2 separate regions of the Mus musculus genome follow, and region 1 is linked to region 2. A link is a loop called in an ENCODE intact Hi-C map of the cell type or tissue named here. Cell type or tissue: gastrocnemius. All regions are shown on one strand. Links, peaks and the distances in the headings refer to the core of each region. The heading gives the core; the rest is flanking DNA.

Region 1 (9,934 bases), core at 845-8,844, 60 kb before region 2:
GCTTGCTGCCAGCAGCCCCACCTTTGGAATCCAGCCCTGAACACACAGACCTCACTTCAGGGAAGGAAAGGACACTCTTCAGCTAGGAGCCTCTAAGCTTGCTGCCTCTCCACTAGGGCCATAGCAGGAGGAAAAACTGCTTCCCAAGGCTGGGCGGGCAGAGAGCATGGCAGAAACCAAATCCTTCAAGGGTCTACAAAGCCCAGTTGAAAATTCATATTTATTTTCCTTGCTAGGAAGAATTGAGTTTTTAATCTTCAGTACTGATATAGTTGAGAAGGAACACTTTGGGGGCTGGCACATAGCTCAGTGGCACAATCCGTTGCCCAGCATGAACCAGGTCCTGAGAGAAAAGAGAGAAAGCAAGGGAAGAAAGCATGTCTCTTCCGCGCATCACGTGGTAGTCTCTATCCAGCTCTCTGCCCTGTCCTTCTAAGTCAAGTGATGAGGTAAGTGCCTGTGCCTCACCTCCCTGTCTAGCAAGCCGAGCTTCTGACCTGGTGGGGGTCAGGCACAGAGATAACAAATGAGACCAAAAAGAACAGAAAAGAAGCAGAAACGAATGTGGGCAATGAAGGGGAAAAGGAACACAAATCTATAAGATAAATGTGGTCGCCCTGTATGACACTGGAAACCACCACACTCCCCAAAGTGGAGTTTGCTCTGATTAATTCCAGGAGGGCAGGAGGTATTGGGGAGAAGCAACCATTCTAAGGCTAAAGTGATGCAGAGATTCCAGCTAGCTGCTGCCCTGTGAAAGAGGACAGGTCTGCCCCAATAACACCCACAAGCTCTGCGCTGTCAGACTTCCGGGCCTGGGCTTCCTGACTCAAATCTGATTCTATTTATTCTCTTCTGGATCTTGTTCTGCTAACTCTTCTGGCATGGCATGCACAGTCATCATAGGCCAGGCCCGGCGGCAGGCACCAGGCACAGCTCTGTTCATCCACAGGGATCCCAAAGGGAAGGTCTGTCTCTCCTCTTACCCACCTATCCCAACTGGAGAGAGGCAGGGGCTGACACTCAGTCAGGATTCCTGATTCCTGTGCCCCTCTGTGACTTGCCAACTGTGCTGCTGGCATCATTGCGATGTAATGATTAATCTGCTCTATCTAAAATTAACTCAAAGTAAACAGATGCCAGCTGAAGTGGGGCAGAGTGTCATCACAAGAGACACATTTAGCAGGAAAGAGCTGTGGCAAGCCAGCCTGACTCATACTGACAGGGCTGTAAGGAGAGCTCACAGGGCACCAAGCCTTGGGACAGTCCCAGCTCTTGGCAGGCCACTGGAGGATGGAGTTTAGGTGTCAGAGAAGAGAAACCTTTGAATCAGACGTTTGTAATCATCAAAGAGTAGCAAGTCATTGACACAGCTCTGGGATCATGGGGCGGGAAGCAACAACCCTTCCTCAGCACCTGTCTGTCTGCTTGTTCTTTCCCTTCCCAAGAATCAAACAGACAAATTGTAACTGGGCTCATTGCCAGTGAGTCACTGTCTTGTATTCCCAAGACACGGGAGTCATTACTTTTTTTTTTTTTTTTTTTTTTTTTTTTTTTTTTGGTGTTTTCGAGACAGGGTTTCTCTGTATATCCCTGGCTGTCCTGGAACTCACTCTGTAGACCAGACTGGCCTCGAGCTCAGCAATCTGCCTACCTCTGCCTCCCAAGTGCTGGAATTAAAGGCGTGTGCCACCACTGCCTGGTGAATCATTACATTTTGTGCTTTCTGAAACATTGGGGGTTTTGAGGAGACAGAGTGTAAGTGGATAGCTGACTTCCCAAGGTTTGTGATTACAGACATGTGGCACCTCACTTAAAGCTCTTTAGAAGCTTTTTAGGGGGTCCAAGTGGCTGGCTAGCACTGGCTCACACTGAAGTCACAGCATGTTAGATAGAAGCAGCAGGCCAACCAGATGTTTATCTCATTAGTGTCTTCACACCACATCAATTTAGATTTCCAACAGCCAGACGTCTCACAGAAGGCAAGAAGTTCAGGTTGCCAATGATTTCAGTTAGTACTATGGGAAGAGACAGTTAATATGATACAATACCTACAGTACCCAGCAAATGCCTTTAATCTCAAACTCAGAGACAGGCAGGTCTCTTGGGAGACCTAGACTAGCCTGATCTACATCTGGAAGGCCAGACCAGCCAAAGGTACATAGTGAGAATCATCTTTAAAAAGAAAAAAAGATTATCTTAATGAGTTAGCAACTTATGGTAATGCTGGTCCCCAAGCTAAGGGAAGGAGCGTGGTGATCTGGGTTCATCGCTCCTTCCCCCCTCCCCCCCCCCAACACGTTTGTGGCACAGGTATTAGTCCTTTAAAATGGCAGAACCAACAGGCTTTATCCCATGTGCAAATAATTTTCACCAGTGGCATCCCAAAGCGGAAGTTCTACTTGACCTCCGTGAGAAAGATCTCTGGTAACCCCAAGACGGGGTGAGGTGGGGGTGGGGCAGGATGCTGTGTGATTGCTGATTCTGTTTTACCTTCAGTCAGCCAACCCGCATAGTGATCAGGACACTGACAGCAGCCCAGTCCTCAGTCTCTGCAGACTGACAATGTGGGACTCAGGTCCAAAGCTAAGGAGACCTTTTCATAAGCAGACCTTGATAGAGCATGTTTGATACCACATTTCTTGTCTGCTGACAGGTGCTGTTGGGGATTGTGTTTTCTTTTCTCATCATATAGACAGCCTGCAGTATGAGGTGTTGGAGGGAAATGAAGATAAATGCTGTGGACAAGAGCAGAATCAAGGACCCACTCCTAACTCTGAAGGATGGTTTAAAACAAGTTACGGATGGGAAAACTTATTAGAATTTGACACCATCAAAATAGCAAAAATCCAAATAGCCACTGTGTTCAAGTGGCTGTGGGGAGAGGGGAGCTCACACTTGTTGCTGCTTAGAGTGACAATGGTTGTGACCCCCACAGACCACTGCTGGAGTTGGGATGGACCATGTCCCCCTAACAGCCTATGTGTTGAAGGCTTGGTCCTCAGCAAGCAAATGCAGGTTAGGAGGAGGGGCCTATGGGAGAGTCTTAGACCATTCTCGGTTTGTCTGTGAGGAGACCGTGGGGCCCCAGACTTCCCTCTTCCTTTGCTATTTCTTGGTCATGGGGTAAACAGTCCATGCCACTCTGCACTCCCCGCTGTTGCCATCTGGGGGTCCCATGAGGACCAAAAGCAGTGGCTCAAGTCCTTCTTAAATTGAACTTCCAGAGCAGAAGCAGTAACCTCCTCCTCCACGCTGGTCTCCCAGGTGTCGTAGAATGGAAAGCTGCTTTAAGAAGAATGAGAAGAATGATTCAGGGCTGGAGAGATGGCTCAGTGGTTAGAAAACCTGGTGAGGACCCAGGTTCAATTCCCAGCACCCACATGGTGACTCACAATTATCCCTAACTCCAATTCCAGGGAATCTGACGCCCTCTTCTGATGACTGTGGGAGCACATGTGGTGCACAGAAAGAGATACATGCAGGCAAATTTTTCATACACATAAACCTAAAAAGAAAAAGTTTTTTAAAAAGAACAATTTAATTATTACAAAACTAGCTTCAAGTACTCCAGGCCTAAACTCTTCCCCATAGATACAGATGCACAAACACAAAATGTCAGACTCAAAAGGTAGCCACTTTTGGTTTAAGTAAAATGGCCACACTGGTCTCCCGCTGCCACCATAACCACAAACAGTTGCTTAAAACAACAGTCTTGCAGTTCTGGGGATCACAAATCCAAAATGCATCTTAGAGGGTTCAGGTCCAAGGCTGGAGGCTCCAGCAGACCATTAGGACTGCCTTCAGTGCCTGTTTGGTATCTGGCCCCAGACTCCCTGGCTCAGGTCCTCACACCAACCTGTGCTCCCTTTCTCGGTGAGCACTCTGGCTAAGCCTGTCCTTCTGCTCCCCTTCTAGTAAGGGCCCATGTGCCTGACTACATCAGGTCCTCCTAGACAACACACCACGGGCCATCCATCTGTCCATCCTTAACACCAAGCCTCCTTCAACTGCCGACTAACACACAAATTCAGGACCTTAGGCTGTGCATATCTTTGGCTCAGTTGCAAATAATTAGGAGTGAGTCTCCATCTGTGGTAGACTGATTAAATACATTAAGATAAATTCCTACAATAGGATATCATTGTTCTCATAACAACAAGAAAACTCATTATGAATTAAAGAGAAAGCTCTCCAAAATGCAACGTTCACTGCAAAGAGCCAGGCACAGGTCAGAGAGAGAAATGCAACACAAATAACCTGCTTTTATTCCTAATAGTAAAGTGTGTCAGGTTAGAAGGTAATAGATAGGGATGGAGTGGAGACATATTCCAATGACTTTTCACTAAATACTCCTTCATAATTTTATTTTGTTTTGAACCTTATAACTGTAGAGTTTATCCAAAACCCTAGAAAACAAGGTCTAAAAAGAGGAAAAAGAAATCCAAAAGGGAAAAGAATGGCAGATGGAGAATCCGGGGAAGGTAGAGCCAAGCTGGCAGGCTGGGTCTCCCAAAGCAAAAGCCACAGGTGGTGGCTGGGTCTTCAGCACAATGGGAGCAGACGCCAACATGCAGGAAGCTTTTAGCTCGGATGCTCAGTACCACGCATGATACATACAGCCCAACCCAAAGCCATACTAGAGCATACTGGATTCCAGTGCTGTGTAACCAATTACCACAAAGCAGCAAGCAGTTCAATCTACAAATAGTTACCATCTAAGGAGTTCTGTGGAACAGGTACCCAAAAGAAAATATGGACGAAAGACTTGAAAGGGCACTTAGTGTAAGTACATTTAAGCAGCCTATAAAAATTCATTTAAAAACTTAATAGCATTAGTTAGTGTGGGAAATATAATGAGACACATCTGCTCTGAGGAGAAAGGCAAACACCAGCAAGCATGGGGAGTGGTTGGGCTCCCAGGTCCTGCTGGTACATCACCTTGCTACCCAGGTCATAGCTACTAGAGGTGCATGTACCTGGGTAAACTCTGTCATTTGCCAGGCCACTCTACTCCCAGGCATGTGCCAGCTGAAATGCACATGTGTCAGGAAAACGGAACCTTTGTTCACAGTCAGTGGGATTGCAAACTTGTACAGCCACTCCAGAAATCGGTGTGGAGAATTCCCAAAAGGCCAAGCATACATCTAGCAAACGAGCCAGCTATCCCACTCCTTGGCGTGCGCTCAGAGGACTCAGCATCATAGCCCACAGATACCTGCGCGTCAGAGTTCACTGCTGCTCTACTCACAACAGCTGTGTCCCTTAGTAGGGTTTTGTTGCTGGGAAGAGACACCATGACCAAGACAACTCTTACGAAGGCAAACATTTAATTGGGGCTGGCTTACCGTTTCAGAGGCTCAGTCCATTATCATGGTGGGAGCAAGAGTTCTACATCTTGACCTGAAGGCAGCCAGAGTGGGTGGGGAGGGAGACTGAAATCCCACACTGGGAGGAGCTTGAGCGTAGGAGAACTCAAAGATGGCCTCCACAGTGACACACTTCCTCCAATAAGGCCACACCCACTCCAACAAGGCCACACCTCCTAATAGTACACTACCCCCCCTGTGGGCCAAGCATTTAAAACCATGAGACTATGGGGGCCAAACCTATTCAAACCACTGTACTGGGAAATGGAAACAAGATGTCGTTCAACCAGTGAATGGATAATGAAAATGGGGTACATATGCACTATGAGGTAGTATCCCCTTGTAAAGAAGAATCATGCAATTTCCAGGGAAACAGATGGAACTAGAAAGGATCATATTGAGCAAGGTATCCCGAACCCAGAAAGACAAATGTGGCTTGTTCTCTCTCACTGGAGTCTCCTAGCTCCAAATCATCAGATGTGAGTAGTTTGCAGTAATTCAGGGAAATGAAAGAGCATTGCTTGGTGGGGGTGTAGGAGCAACAGAGGAAATCGAGGGTACAAGCGATCTGATCAGAGAATGGGAAGGGGGGCTCTGTAGGGTGTAAGGAGGAAGACAGATATAAGAACAAGAATGGGGGCAGGTAAACAGCAGTAAGAATGTCTGAAAAAGTCATAAGGAACAGCATTATTATCTATCTAAATAAAAAACCAGAATATACTTAAAGGTATAAAATATACTTATATAATTTAAATGTATTTTTCTCATCTGAGTCAACAATGCTCCCTCCAGACGCCAAAATCCACCTAACAAAAATCCCAATAGCAGACTTGAATCCTCTTTTGAGGTATTGGTCCTGGTTGTCCGAGGGACTCCCATAACAGTCCAGGGCACTGCCACTGCTCTTGCTTGCTCCTCCTCCACTCTCCCCAGAGGTGGAAGGAAAGTCCCTGTTACTGAAGGCACCAAGCACTTCAGACACAGAGCCCAGAAGCCCCTGAGCTGGAACTGATTTGAAAGCCCCCTCCCTGGGGACTGGCTCTCATGCTTCCTGAAGGCACCATGCCAGCTTCCAAAAGGGAAAAGCAATCCACCACGGACCTACCAAGCGATGACACCTATGAACCACAATGACTGCCATGGGACAATAGCCCTAAGGGTGCAGTCACACTAACATTTTTTTAAGCTGAACGGTCACATGTAATAGTCAGCTTCCTGTTGCTGTGATAAGCACCAGGATCAAAAGCAGCCTGGGGGAGAAAAGAGCTCATCTGCTTATCCTTCCACCACACTGGACAAAGTGTAGGCAGGGGTCTTAGACAGGGTTTCTATTCCTGCACAAACATCAGGACCAAGAAGCAAGTTGGGGAGGAAAGGGTTTATGCAGCTTACACTTCCACATTGCTGTTCATTACCAAAGGAAATCAGGACTGGAACTCAAGCAGGTCAGGAAGCAGGAGCTGATGCAGAGGCATGGAGGGATGTTCATTACTGGCTTACTTCCCCTGGCTTGCTCAGCCTGCTCTCTTATAGAACCAAGACTACCAGCCCAGAGATGGCACCACCCACAAGGGGCCTTTCCCCCTTGATCACTAATTGAGAAAATACCTTACAGTTGAATCTCATGGAGGCATTTCCTCAACTGAAGCGCCTTTCTCTGTGATAACTCCACCTGTGTCAAGCTGACACGAAACCAGCCAGTACAGCAAGGATAAAGAAGCAGGAACTGAAGTAGAGGCCAGGGAGGAGTGCCGTTAACTGTCTTACTCCTCAAGGCTTGCTCAGCCTCCTTCCTTATACCATCCAGGACCCTCCTGCCCCGGTGGTACTAGCCACAGTGGGCTGGGTCACTAATCAGAACTTGCCCTATAGACTTGCCCACAGGCCAATCTGATAGAAGCATTCCTCCACTAACGTTCTCTTTTCCTAGATGGTGCTAACGTGTGCTAAGTTGACAAAACAACAAAAACACCAAAACTGACCAACACACATGGATGTGATTGATTTTCAAATTTTCACTCAACAGTGTTTGTAGGATTTGTATATATTTTTAAATTTTTTATCAGATATTTTCTTCCTTTACATTTCAATGCTACCCCAAAAGTCCTCTATACCCTCCCCCTGCCCTGCTCCCCTACCCACCCACTCCTACTTCTTGGCCCTGGCATTCCCCTACACTGGGGCATATAAAGTTTATAAGACCAAGGGGCCTCTCTTCCCAGTGATGTCCGACTAGGCCCTCTTCTGATACATATGCAGCTAGAGACACGAGTTCTGGGGGGTACTGGTTAGTTCATATTGTTGTTCCACCTATAAGGTTGCAGACCCCTTCAGCTCCTTAGATACTTTCTCTAGCTCCTCCATTGGGGGCCCTGTGTTCCATCCTATAGATGACTATGAGCATCCACTGCTGTGTTTGCCAGGATTTGTATATTCTATTGTAGACACACATGTCAATAAAAAATAAACATAGACTTCAGCCAGGCAGTGGTGGCCACAACTTTAGTCCCAGCACTCAGGAGGCAGAGGCAGGCGGATTTCTGAGTTCGAGGCCAGCTTGGTCCACAGAGTGAGTTACAGGACAGCCAGAGCTACACAGAGAAACTCTGTCTTGAAAAACCAAACAATAACAAAATATGACATTGTTATTGTTATTACTATTATTATTATTATTATTATTATTATTATTATTATTAACATTGACTCCTAAGAAAGAGCAATTCATTCCAAGAGCAACACTCAAACATGGGTCAATTTTGTTCACCAGAGAATTTGTATAATCCCAAATAAGTAATTCAAGTGGGTCATCTCTAGATGACTACATCAGTTAGGTCATTTAACTGCTTTGTCTGCCTGCCACAGCTGTGGCCCTGGAATCACTTTTCACATGTATAGCACGTGTCAGAGAAGGCTGTGCATGCATGTCACAGCACACACGGAGGTCAGAGGACATGTCACAGCACACACAGAGGTCAGAGGACATGTCACAGCACACACAGAGATCAGAGGACATGTCACAGCACACACGGAGGTCAGAGGGCATATCACAGCACACACGGAGGTCAGAGGACATGTCAAGCACACACGGAGGTCAGAGGACATGTCACAGCACACACAGAGGTCAGAGGACATGTCACAGCACACACAGAGGTCAGAGGACATGTCACAGCACACACGGAGGTCAGAGGACATGTCACAGCACACACATGGAGGTCAGAGGACATGTCACAGCACACACGGAGGTCAGAGGACATGTCACAGCACACACATGGAGGTCAGAGGGCATATCAAGCACACACGGAGGTCAGAGGACATGTCAAGCACACACGGAGGTCAGAGGACATGTCACAGCACACACGGAGGTCAGAGGACATGTCACAGCACACACGGAGGTCAGAGGACATGTCACAGCACACACAGAGGTCAGAGGACATGTCACAGCACACACATGGAGGTCAGAGGACATGTCACAGCACGCACGGAGGTCAGAGGGCATGTCACAGCACACACGGAGGTCAGAGGGCATGTCACAGCACACACATGGAGGTCAGAGGGCATGTCACAGCACACACGGAGGTCAGAGGACATGTCAAGCACACACGGAGGTCAGAGGACATGTCACAGCACACACGGAGGTCAGAGGACATGTCACAGCACACACAGAGGTCAGAGGACATGTCACAGCACACACATGGAGGTCAGAGGACATGTCACAGCACACACGGAGGTCAGAGGGCATGTCACAGCACACACAGAGGTCAGAGGGCATGTCACGGCACCACGGAGGTCAGAGGACATGTCAAGCACACACGGAGGTCAGAGGACATGTCACAGCACACACGGAGGTCAGAGGACATGTCACAGCACACACACGGATGTCAGAGGACATGTCACAGCACACACGGAGGTCAGAGGACATGTCACAGCACACACGGAGGTCAGAGGACATGTCAAGCACACACACGGAGGTCAGAGGACATGTCAAGCACACACGGAGGTCAGAGGACATGTCACAGCACACACGGAGGTCAGAGGACATGTCAAGCACACACGGAGGTCAGAGGACATGTCACAGCACACACACGGAGGTCAGAGGACATGTCACAGCACACACGGAGGTCAGAGGACATGTCACAGCACACACGGAGGTCAGAGGACATGTCACAGCACACACGGAGGTCAGAGGACATGTCAAGCACACACGGAGGTCAGAGGACATGTCACAGCACACACGGAGGTCAGAGGACATGTCACAGCACACACAGAGGTCAGAGGACATGTCACAGCACACACATGGAGGTCAGAGGACATGTCACAGCACACACGGAGGTCAGAGGGCATGTCACAGCACACAAGGAGGTCAGAGGGCATGTCACGGCACACACGGAGGTCAGAGGACATGTCAAGCACACACGGAGGTCAGAGGACATGTCACAGCACACACGGAGGTCAGAGGACATGTCACAGCACACACACGGATGTCAGAGGACATGTCACAGCACACACGGAGGTCAGAGGACATGTCACAGCACACACACGGAGGTCAGAGGACATGTCACAGCACA
Region 2 (9,934 bases), core at 708-8,707:
TTGCAGATCTATATGCCAAGTCCCTTGCAGTTTCTATCTCATAGTGTGTGGTAGACACCAAAGAGCCTGACAGCATTTCTGGTGGTGCTGAGAGCAGTCACTGTGGGTAGAGGCAGGTGACTTCCCCTGAGTTCCAGGAGCTAACCTGCTGTGTTTCTGTTAAAGGTATATAACCCCCGGATCAGAGCCAACTCCCTCGTCCTGCAGCCCATCAGCCAAAGCCAAGCAGAGATCCGGAAGCAGCTCCTCGGGTCTTCTCCCTCAGGTAGTGTGGTGGGCACAAAGCAGTGTGAAGTCCGCAGGGATGCCACAGCAACACTGAAGCCATTTCCCTTGACTTTTTTAAGGAAAACTTTTCTGTCTGTACACTGAAGAATTTGCCTCCAAAGACATGAGGCCCCTTAAGCCAGCGGAAATGCAGGAAGCCAACCTGACTAGCATGGTGCTCTTCATGAAGAGGGTGGACATTGCAGGCCTGGGCCGCTGCGACTTCATGAACAGGCCAGGTAGCTTTACACTCTGCTTTTCTTCCTATTCCTGCCATTTCTCCCTGCCTCACGTGTCTCCTGACAGCACGAAGCACCTATCACTGTAAGCCAGCATGCGGTTCGCTGAGTGCTGACCCTTCACTGTCAAAAGAGGAAATTATCTCAGAATTTAAAAGGACAAAAACCTAGGGGTGCGCGCACGCGTGTGTGTGTGTATGTGTGTGTGTGTGTGTGCGTGTGTGTGTGTGTGTGTGTGTGCGTGTGCGTGTGTGTGTGTGTGCGTGTGTGCGCGTGCGCGCGTGTGTGTGTGTGTGTGTGTGTGTGAGATGAAGACTTGTCTTAGGGTTACTATTGCTGTGATGAAGCACCATGACAAAAGCAAGCTGGGGAGGAAAGGGTTATTTGGTTTACACTTCCAGATCACTGTTTATCATGGAAGGAATATTGAGGACAGAGATTCAAGCAGGGCAGGGATCTGGAGGCAGGAGCTGAAGCAGAGACCATGGAAAGATACTGCTTATTGGCTTGCTTCACGTGGTTTGCTCAGCCTGCTTTCTTATAGAATCCAGAACCATCAGGTCAGGAATGGCCCTACCCAAATGGGCTGCCCCTCACCCATCGATCATTAATGAAGAAAATTCCCTACAGCTCGATCTTATGGAGGCATTTTCTCAATTGAGGTTCCCTCCTTTCAGATAACTCTAGCTTGTGTCAACTTGACATTAACTAACCAACATAAGGGCCAGAGGTCAACATAAGGTATTTTCCTGTATCACTCTTTACCTTCATTTTTGAGACAGGGTCTGTTATTGAACCTGGAGTTCACTGATTGGCTAGACCTGCTGACCATCAAGCAAGCCTCTGGGATTCTCCTAACTGCCCCTCCATCCCCCAGGTCCTGAGATTCAGATGTGCACCAGCAGCCTGGATGTATATGTGGCTGCTGGGATCTGAATTCAGCTCCTTATTCTTGTGTGGTAACACTCTACCCACTGAGCCATTTCCCCAGCCCAGAGAGTGTCTTATGTTTTGGACACTGGAACCAGAAGGACTGGCCAGTATAGGGAGGGACAGTGGGGCACTGCTATCTAAGGGCAAGATGAACAGAAGGTAAAGGATACGTTCCCAGTGGCTTGGAAGTCCTCCTCGTGGATCTTGTTAGCACCTGGGGAAAACCCACTCAGATTTCACTCCTTTGCAATTTAGGTTCAACACATAAGGGAGGGGAGACGTCTGAAGCAAGACTGAGACATTTGAATCCTAATCCGAGCAGTTTCTTCCTTCGGTTTACTTTCTCCTGTGCCCAAAGCTACTGGAATGCTGAGGGGAAGAAAGGCCAGTGAGGCCAGGCCAAGCAACTGCTACCTGAGGGACAGCCACCTATGCCCAAGGCAGAGCAGTGTTACCTGCTCAAAAGGAAGTCAGCTAGTGGCTTTCGCTGCATTCCCAGTTGGCTTATCCTCTCTGGCAGGATGGGGTTAAAGCCTTCTTCAGCTCTAGGTACAGTGTCTGGGACATGGTGGCAGCTGTACTTGTCAATAACCAGCTGGTGAGGAAGGTCTGCCAGCAGCCATAGTCTGTATCTTATCTGTTTAAACCCTGGCTGTTCTCTAAACACTTGGTCATTTATATATGTTTATTGGTGTGTTAAATCATTTAAGACAGTAGCCCAGTGACTGGATGCTGGCCTTTTTTTTTTTTTTTTTTTTTTTTTTTTGCTCCACTTTACAGATGAGAAACCAAGTTGCTAGATTCAGGGCAACTCACAGATGGAGCAGGTGGCAGCTTCCCTGCCAGTGGCCGCTGTCTGACTGTCCTGGCCTCCTTTTCCTAAGAAAGGTTCCTGGGTGGCTTTCCCTCTTGTCTCTGGTGTTCCTTGCCAAGCTGGAGCAGCAGGAGCCTATGAATAATGAGTGGAAGAGCTCAGCCAGGGCTTCCCATTTCCCCTCCCAGCATGCTCCTGATGCTAACGGGAACCTAGCTAGCCCCGTGGCCAGGGAGACACCAGGCAGGGTCTGTCTCCTCTCACCTGCTTTCTTCTGTGACTTGGAGCTTAACTTCTAAAAAGCAAGCAAATGTTTAGATCACTGAATGAAGGGCTCTAACTTAAAAGTATTGGCAGCTGTCTAATCAATACCTTAGTTTTTGCTTCCATTTACGTAGAAGTAACTTAAATTTCCCCACACTTTTGGCCAGTGGTTAAACTTTTCCATGATGCCTACCCTGGAAGTAAATGACAATCTGCCTGTAATGTCTCTGTCCTTTGCTGTATTTAGCAAGACAGATAAGTAGGAGGTAGGAGTGTTTGAGATGGGGGCTGTGTGACCCGGGCCTGTGTGCATGCTCCCTTCACCTCGTCCTGGCCCCGAGGATGACATCTCGGGTGGGAATCCCATCCACTTCCTCCTTGCTGCATGATGGTCCCTGAACTTCACATGGGTCGGTGTTTGCCACCGACGGATCTGCTACAGTGATCTTTCCAGAAGCCTCCTCTGCAGAAGGGTTTTCACTGTTTTTGTTGCTTTTACATTTTGTTGTTAGGGGTTGAACCCAGAGCCCGAGCAGCCTATGAGAGTGTTCCACTACTGAGACACATTCCAGGCTAGACTTTTCATGGTCAGGATGGGCCTTAGAGACTGCATGCTACAGTGTTAGCCAAGTGCGTGTCACCCGCTAACGCTGCCATCCAGCCTACTACTCTGCCTTGGTGCCCTCAGCATCTTTCTGCTCAGGACAGGGGATGTTTGATGGACTAGATGTGAAGGGGGAAGTAAGAGTAGGCCTGCAAGAGGGTTCTGAAGAAATCAAACATCAGAGATACCTGAAAGGAAGCCTTTGGCTGGCCTGTGGGCTCCCTGCTCTCTGTGTGGCTCCTGTTTGCTGCTTACCTCGTGAGGTTTCAAACTGATAACTGGGAACAAAGGGGTCAGAGTCACCATTTATTTTTGGCTCCTGATAATGCCAGCAGCTGTTTTCTGCTGTGCTTGGGGAAATATCATTGTGGATGAACTCTGACTCATCATTTTGGAAACAAAAAAACCAACCAAACCAAAAAAAAAAAACATAGAAGAAGCTTGTGGCCAACATATAATTGAAATGTCCGAGCACAGCGAGCTCTGGCTCTCAGGCTCTGTGAACCGTGTGGCAGTGGCCTTGGCTCTCAGGCTCTGTGAACTGTGTGGCAGTGACCTTGGCTCTCAGGCTCTGTGGACCGTGTGGCAGTAGCCTTGGCATGACGAGGCTCTCGGCAGCTAAGTGAGTTCCCTCAGCATGGCGCTCTGCAGAAACATGAAATCCAGGGGGGTTGTTTTATTTATTTGTTTTGTTTTTCCCTTTTCCTTGGCTGCATGAGGAATGACCTCCACATAAGTGTCACAGCCACTGTTGATCTGGGTCAGGAAGACCAGGACTAACCGAGTGCCTCAGCAGAAACAGATGGCTGAGACTGTTATTGTCCTTGGAAGGCAAAGGTACCTGGACAGGGATTTGAAGAGAAACCAGGCAAAATGCCCCTGCCTCTGCCGAATGTCATCTCTTTGCTCTGATTCAGAATTTGTTTTAACTTGTTGCAGATAAAACTGGTTTTGAGTTGAGATGACCAGGATTTCTGAGATTTGAAAAGAAAAATGAGAGTCAGGCATGGTGATACGTGTCTATAACCACAGAGCTTACAGAATGGAACTGGAGGCAGGAGAATTGGAAGTTCAAGATCAATCAGGATAGGTTATTTCTCTGCCAGTGAAATGAGCCAATTCAAGCCAGATTAGAATATATTAAAGGCAGGTTTATTGGGAAGTGGCTCTCGGGGAGTTCATGGGGTCCCAAGGACTGAGGCCGGGGAGTCACCATGGGGAGAGGGAAGGGGAAGAAAGAGAGAAAGGGGTGGGGTGGCTGCAGAGACAGAAAAGAAGTAGAGGGGTCAAAATATCTGGATTATATAGGGAAGAGCCTTTGGGGAAGGGCAGCCTAGCCCCTGGGCTGGAAAGTTCAAGGTTGGGGCAGGGTCTGAGGGATACTAGGAGAAACTGGAGGCCAGGTCTGAAACCAGAAGCAGGTGGGGAGGGAGGAAGGAAGAAAGGGAGGAGGGAGGGAGAAAGGAAGAAAAGAAAGAAGGAAGGAGAGAAGGAAGAGAAAAATGAACTGTACCCACTAGGACTTGTAGCTTGGTGTATGCAAAAAGACAGGGTACTGAAGAGAACACACTGTGCAGGCGGGGCCAGACTCCTCCTTGCAGAGGCCAATTAGAAGGGGAATCCAGCTCTGCAGTGGCCCCATCAGGGCTCAGGTGCACACTTTTCACTAGAAGGCTCCTGAGTTAGTGAACCTGGCGCTTCTGTCATCACAGCCACACTCCCAGAGGCATTTGTGAGGATGTCTGCAAGTCTGTGATGGATTGAAAACACAGATTGGTCCAAAGTGCCACAGTCTGTACTAGGGAGTGAGAGAAAGCCACCTGCTAGCTTGGCTCAGTCGTCAGAGCTGCATCAGGAGCTTTGGACAGAGACTCCTCTCTGCAGGCAGGACGCATGCTGCATGCTACCTCCGACAGCCCAAAGCTAAGCAGTTGTTCTACCACTGCACCCGCAAAGACCATAGCTAGAATCTTGTTGTTGTTTATCTATTTTTATTACATTTATCTGAGAAGTTCAGAATACAACTTGCAGGAGTCCCTTCTTTTCTTCCACCATGTGGATTCCAGAGTGTCGTTCAGGCTGTCAGGCTTGTGCTGCAAGCATTTTCCCCACTGAGCCGTCCTCTGGTCTGAGTGCTGGGTCTGCACAGACACCATTGTTTGTGCAAAGGCCACACAGAATTTATCACCATCTTCAGAGAGGGATGTGTGCATTCTTGTGTGTGTGCGTGTGTGTGTGTGTGTGTGTGTGTGTGAGTGTGTGTGTACAAAGAGGAACATTCCAAGAACAGTTTCCAAGACGCAACCCACTGGAGCACCTTGGAAGCATTAGAAAGTCATTTTACAGATAGTGAAAACTTAATTAGGGAGGAAGTTAGAGGCATAGAATAGAAATAGTTTTAATATAACCACAATCAAAGTAACTGCCTCAGGGCTCAGGTCAGCTAGTTAATATTTTTTCATCCCTTAGACAAGTGACTGGGGTTCAATAAATGCTTGGCATTGCAGGTCTGAGCGACTCCTAGCTGCCCAAGGCTACCTACCTAGACTAAGACGGTACTTTCCATAAATGTGCAAACAGACAGTGATCACAGTGATGAGGAGATGTCACCACAGTGCCCCTGAGATGGGTTTCTAGATACTAAGACTGCTGGCCTTGCTCTTTTAGAGTCATGTCAGCTGTGCTCGCAGAGCATGGCTTCTGGAAAGGTGCTGCTCATTAAACAAATACGGAACCAACTGGCTGGCCACTCAGCCTTGGCCAGACAAGAGATTCAAATGTAGAAGTGCTGTGGATCTTGTAAAGGTCCTGTACACACCAGGTACTAGGAAGTGTGGCCTGTGACACTGTCTTAGAAGCTGTTCCCCTCTTCCCCACTCCACCCGCAACACTCCCCCTCCCCCCCCCCCCCGTCCTCATCAGAGCCAGGCTCTTCCATTTTAAGCTTGTACATTTATAAATACTAATTTTATTATTTATTAATTTTTTTATGTGTGTGGATGTTTTGCCTTCATGTAGGTCTGTACACTAAGTACACAGTCCAGAGGAGGATCAGGGTTCCTGTAGGTCTGTACACTAAGTACACGGTCCACAGGAGGATCAGGGTTGTAGTTACAGATGGTGTGAGCCACCATGGAGGTACTGGGAATTGAACCAGGGTTCTCTAGAAGAGGAGCCAGTGCTCTTAGCCATTAAGCTATTGCTCCAGCCCCATGCATTGTTCTGGCCTGTTTTGTTTTTTCCCCTGGTGGTTTTGGTAAAGCCAATGCTATGCTATCTCACTGCAGTGCTAAGCCTTGTTTGAAGCTTGGTCTTAGATGCTGTGGAGTGGGGAGACTTCTAGTTACACTGCAAAGAACATCTTTCAAGGGTATCATTGTGTGTTAAGAGCTAGCAGTCCCGGGGCCTAGCAAACACAGAAGTGGATGCTCACAGTCAGCTATTGGATGGATCACAGGGCCCCCAATGGAGGAGCTAGAGAAAGTAGCCAAGGAGCTAAAGGGATCTGCAACCCTATAGGTGGAACAACATTATGAACTAACCAGTACCCCGGAGCTCTTGACTCTAGCTGCATATATATCAGAAGATGGCCTAGTCAACCATCATTGGAAAGAGAGGCCCATTGGACTTGCAAACTTTATATGCCCCAGTACAGGGGAACGTCAGGGCCAAAAAGTGGGAGTGGGTGGGTAGGGGAGTGGGTGGGAGGGTATGGGGGACTTTTGGGATAGCATTGGAAATGTAAATGAGGAAAATACCTAATAAAAAGTTAAAAAAAAAAAAAGAGCTAGCAGTCACAGTGCCTTATCCTGGGGACACTGACAGCTGTGTCTTGAGGAAGGCCAGCAGTCTTCTTTAGCATAGTGTGAGCAGGCCTTGTGTGGAGACAAACTCAGCCCCTTTCTGACCCGGTTCTCTCTGAGACCTAACTAGTCCCGGTACTGATGTGGCTTGCTTGGCAAAAAGGTTTGAGGGAGGCCTATGGCTGTCTGTGTTCCACTTGTACTTTCTGCTGTGCCACAGGCAGGAGCCAAGCTGGTATGGGCGAGGTCTCAGGGCCCAGCAAAGCTCAGCTGAGCTGTCACCCTTACTCCTGAGCGTCTGAAAGTCTGCCACAGCCATCATCTGAGAGCCAGGCTCGTGGCATGACTTCTATCAGTGTCCCTCTCGTGGTTGGAGAGTCCCCTCTCAGCCCTTCCCATGTCTAGTGACCGAGGAGCCCTAATCTTTCACCCTGGCTGGTAATACAAGCTGAGGAGGAGCATGCTGAGGAAGGCCTGACTATGGCTTTTGAGGCCTGCTTACCAAAGACTTCCTGTCTTGTTCTGTACCTGGAAGTACTTACCCATCCCAGACAAGCAGAGGCATAGGGTTCTGTAACATTCCCGAGGGTAGCTGTATTTGAAACCTGTTTCCTATAGGATAATATAAATACAATGACATGAAATTGTATAATGCCAGCTAGTGCTCCCAGTCCCTCGCTGTTTCAGCACAGCCATGCTCCTTCCTGCAGCCGCCCCTGCACCTTCTCTGGCACATCCGAAGCCCCCTTTCAGGTCCCACAGATCCCTGATGGAACTCTGGGACTACTAAGTAGCCTGTTAGTTCCTTTCCTGGAACTGCAGACTCAAGGCTGTGTGTTTACCAGTAAGGTCAAGCCCAACGTGCCCAGGGAGAACGATAAAGAAAGCATTCCACTTGGTAAATGTTGATGGGGGACGATCACAGGCAATAGGTGAATGATTTCACTGTCTCCCCCGAGTGTTAGTCTCAGCAGGCTCCTCCCCACCCTCTCTGTTCCTAGTCTCTCACCTCAGATGCTCTGCTCTCCCTGCCGTACCCCAGACCACACTTGTGGTTTCTAAAAGCTTTCTTGGCTTCCCGACCATAGTGGGAATGGGATCACATTAGAGCTTGTGAGGAGGCTGCAGTTTCTCGGTGTGCCTTGAATTCTGACCGTTACCTTTGGTGGTCAAAGTGTAAAGATAGCAAGTGAGTCATTGTTTTCTCGTCAGCCACTTAAAACTCAGGGACAGGCAGATTCAGTTGCTTCTGGGTTAGGCCTATAGGTGTTGCCTCCCGAACACCACACACATTCCAGGACTGAGACTGACAAAAGGCAGTTTTCAGGTTTTCAGCACAGTAGGAGTTGGTGTAGCCTTTATAGGAATACCAGGTGGCAGACAGGTGAAACAGTGTATTTAATAGAACTTGGTCCCAGAAGGACAGAGAGTAAGTAGACTTCTTTGTGGAAATTGAGCAGATGTGGAAATTAATACACACTGTAGGAGTGCCCATGTTATCTAAGAAATGAGAGATGGGATAGGTTTGTCTGTTTGCAGTAACCTTGTGTGTTTGTGTCTGGTGTTTCTGCTTTTCTTGTGACTTCTAGGCCACTCTGTCTTAGCTCTCGTTCTCCTTGTCGGACCTCAGTTTACTAGATTCTAGACCATGTATGTTTTGCCTTATTGAGCAACAAATATTATGTCTTCCCTTAAGTATACTCAGGCTAGCTTTGTAGGCTTGTGCAAGAGCTGCTTCCATAGTTCAGCGTTCTGTGCCTGCAGCAGCTGCCGAGCTGGCTGGCCCGTTGGTGAGAGCAGGCTCTGCTCCAGATGTTGTTTGAGTACCACGTGTTCCAAGTCACAGCGACTGGAACATGGCTGCCTGGTCAGGAGAGATCTCGGATCCCTAGATCCTCAACTTTGACCCCTCAGAACTGCAGCAAAATGCAGTGAGTCCGTGGCTGTCCTCTGAGGAGCCTGCCACGGTTTCAGGGTCCTTGTCTAGATAGCCATAAGGTGTACCCTGTCAGCCTCAGAAGCTACGGGCTTAGTGTCTGACCAATTCTTGCTTTACCGATTCTGTTCATTGGTTGTTTGTTTTATGCAAAAATGAAAAGTCACTACGTGCTGCCCCCTCAGTTGTGTAAAATTCACTTTTTTCCTCTTTCCTAGCTCCAGAAAGCCTGATGCAGGCACTGGAAGATTTAGATTACCTGGCAGCCCTGGACAACGATGGGAATCTCTCTGAGTTTGGAATCATCATGTCTGAGTTTCCTCTGGATCCACAGCTCTCAAAGTCTATCTTAGCATCCTGTGAATTTGACTGTGTAGACGAAATGCTAACCATCGCTGCCATGGTAACAGGTATTCCTTAAAGACCTTTCTCTCTAGGTACTGTGAATCCACAGCACGTACAGATTCAAATGGAGTCTAGATGTAAGGGGATAGTAAAGTGTTTTAATAGACTGAGAAGGGGAAACCTTTACAATTACCTTAATTAATGCAAAAACAGAAAAGGCCAAAAGGCGTGGGCTTGGGTTTTTGCCAAAAGGACGCGTGTAGCTCAAAACAGGCAACAAGCAGTAGCCACAGGCGGTGTTTCCCAGACAGCTGGGCGGCCTGTGTTTCCTGCCAGCTTCGTTATTTTATACCGGCTCCTATTATTTTCATACATTCCTTGACAGCAGCATGGACTAAATGCTGTGCTACATCTGAACATAGTCCTGAGCCTGTGTCTGACCCTCTGGGCCCCTTGACATTTGGACACAATGCTTCTACAAGAATATGAGCAGAGTGCTAACTGCTATTGGCAAAACAACGTGCACAAAAAGGACAAAGCACTAAGACCACTCACTTTTCATTTCTTGGCTTCCAAGCCAACAAAAATATTAAGAACAGCACATTGATCCAGAGATCCAAGGCAAGAGTGGGTTTACAGACGGGGGTCCTGCCCCTTGGCACACCATCAGGCCAGGATTGTCCTCCATGTTGCTGACTGTGACTTCTTGCATCTTAAAGCTCCCAGTTG

What was found. Hi-C counts contacts between places; a loop is a spot of excess contacts. Peaks named below come from ENCODE experiments on the same cell type or tissue, not always from the same donor. Only the 100,000 strongest peaks of a DNase experiment are listed, where the experiment ranks them.
Region 1: it touches region 2 in a loop (1.9-fold over the local background); 2 of 42 quality-filtered maps call a loop at or near these places.

Annotation. Positions count from the first base shown.
Region 1 is chr7:133,784,972-133,794,905 of GRCm38, reverse strand. The region is part of intron 1 of Fank1 (fibronectin type 3 and ankyrin repeat domains 1); the gene reads right to left. Among named protein-coding and RNA genes, the nearest start is that of Fank1, 13 kb to the right of the region's middle. In gastrocnemius, for the core only: no CTCF peak of the experiment used is centred there; DNase peaks (open chromatin) are centred at 1,190, 3,897, 4,537, 6,383 and 1 more place; H3K4me3 peaks cover 269 bases; H3K27ac peaks cover 1,394 bases.
Region 2 is chr7:133,724,540-133,734,473 of GRCm38, reverse strand. It overlaps Dhx32 (DEAH (Asp-Glu-Ala-His) box polypeptide 32), which reads left to right. Exons shown (of 12, transcript NM_133941.2): 6 at 166-265; 7 at 348-506; 8 at 9,079-9,270; 9 at 9,925-9,934. Among named protein-coding and RNA genes, the nearest start is that of Bccip, 20 kb to the right of the region's middle. In gastrocnemius, for the core only: no CTCF peak of the experiment used is centred there; DNase peaks (open chromatin) are centred at 2,358, 3,680, 3,922, 4,923 and 1 more place; H3K4me3 peaks cover 201 bases; H3K27ac peaks cover 5,193 bases.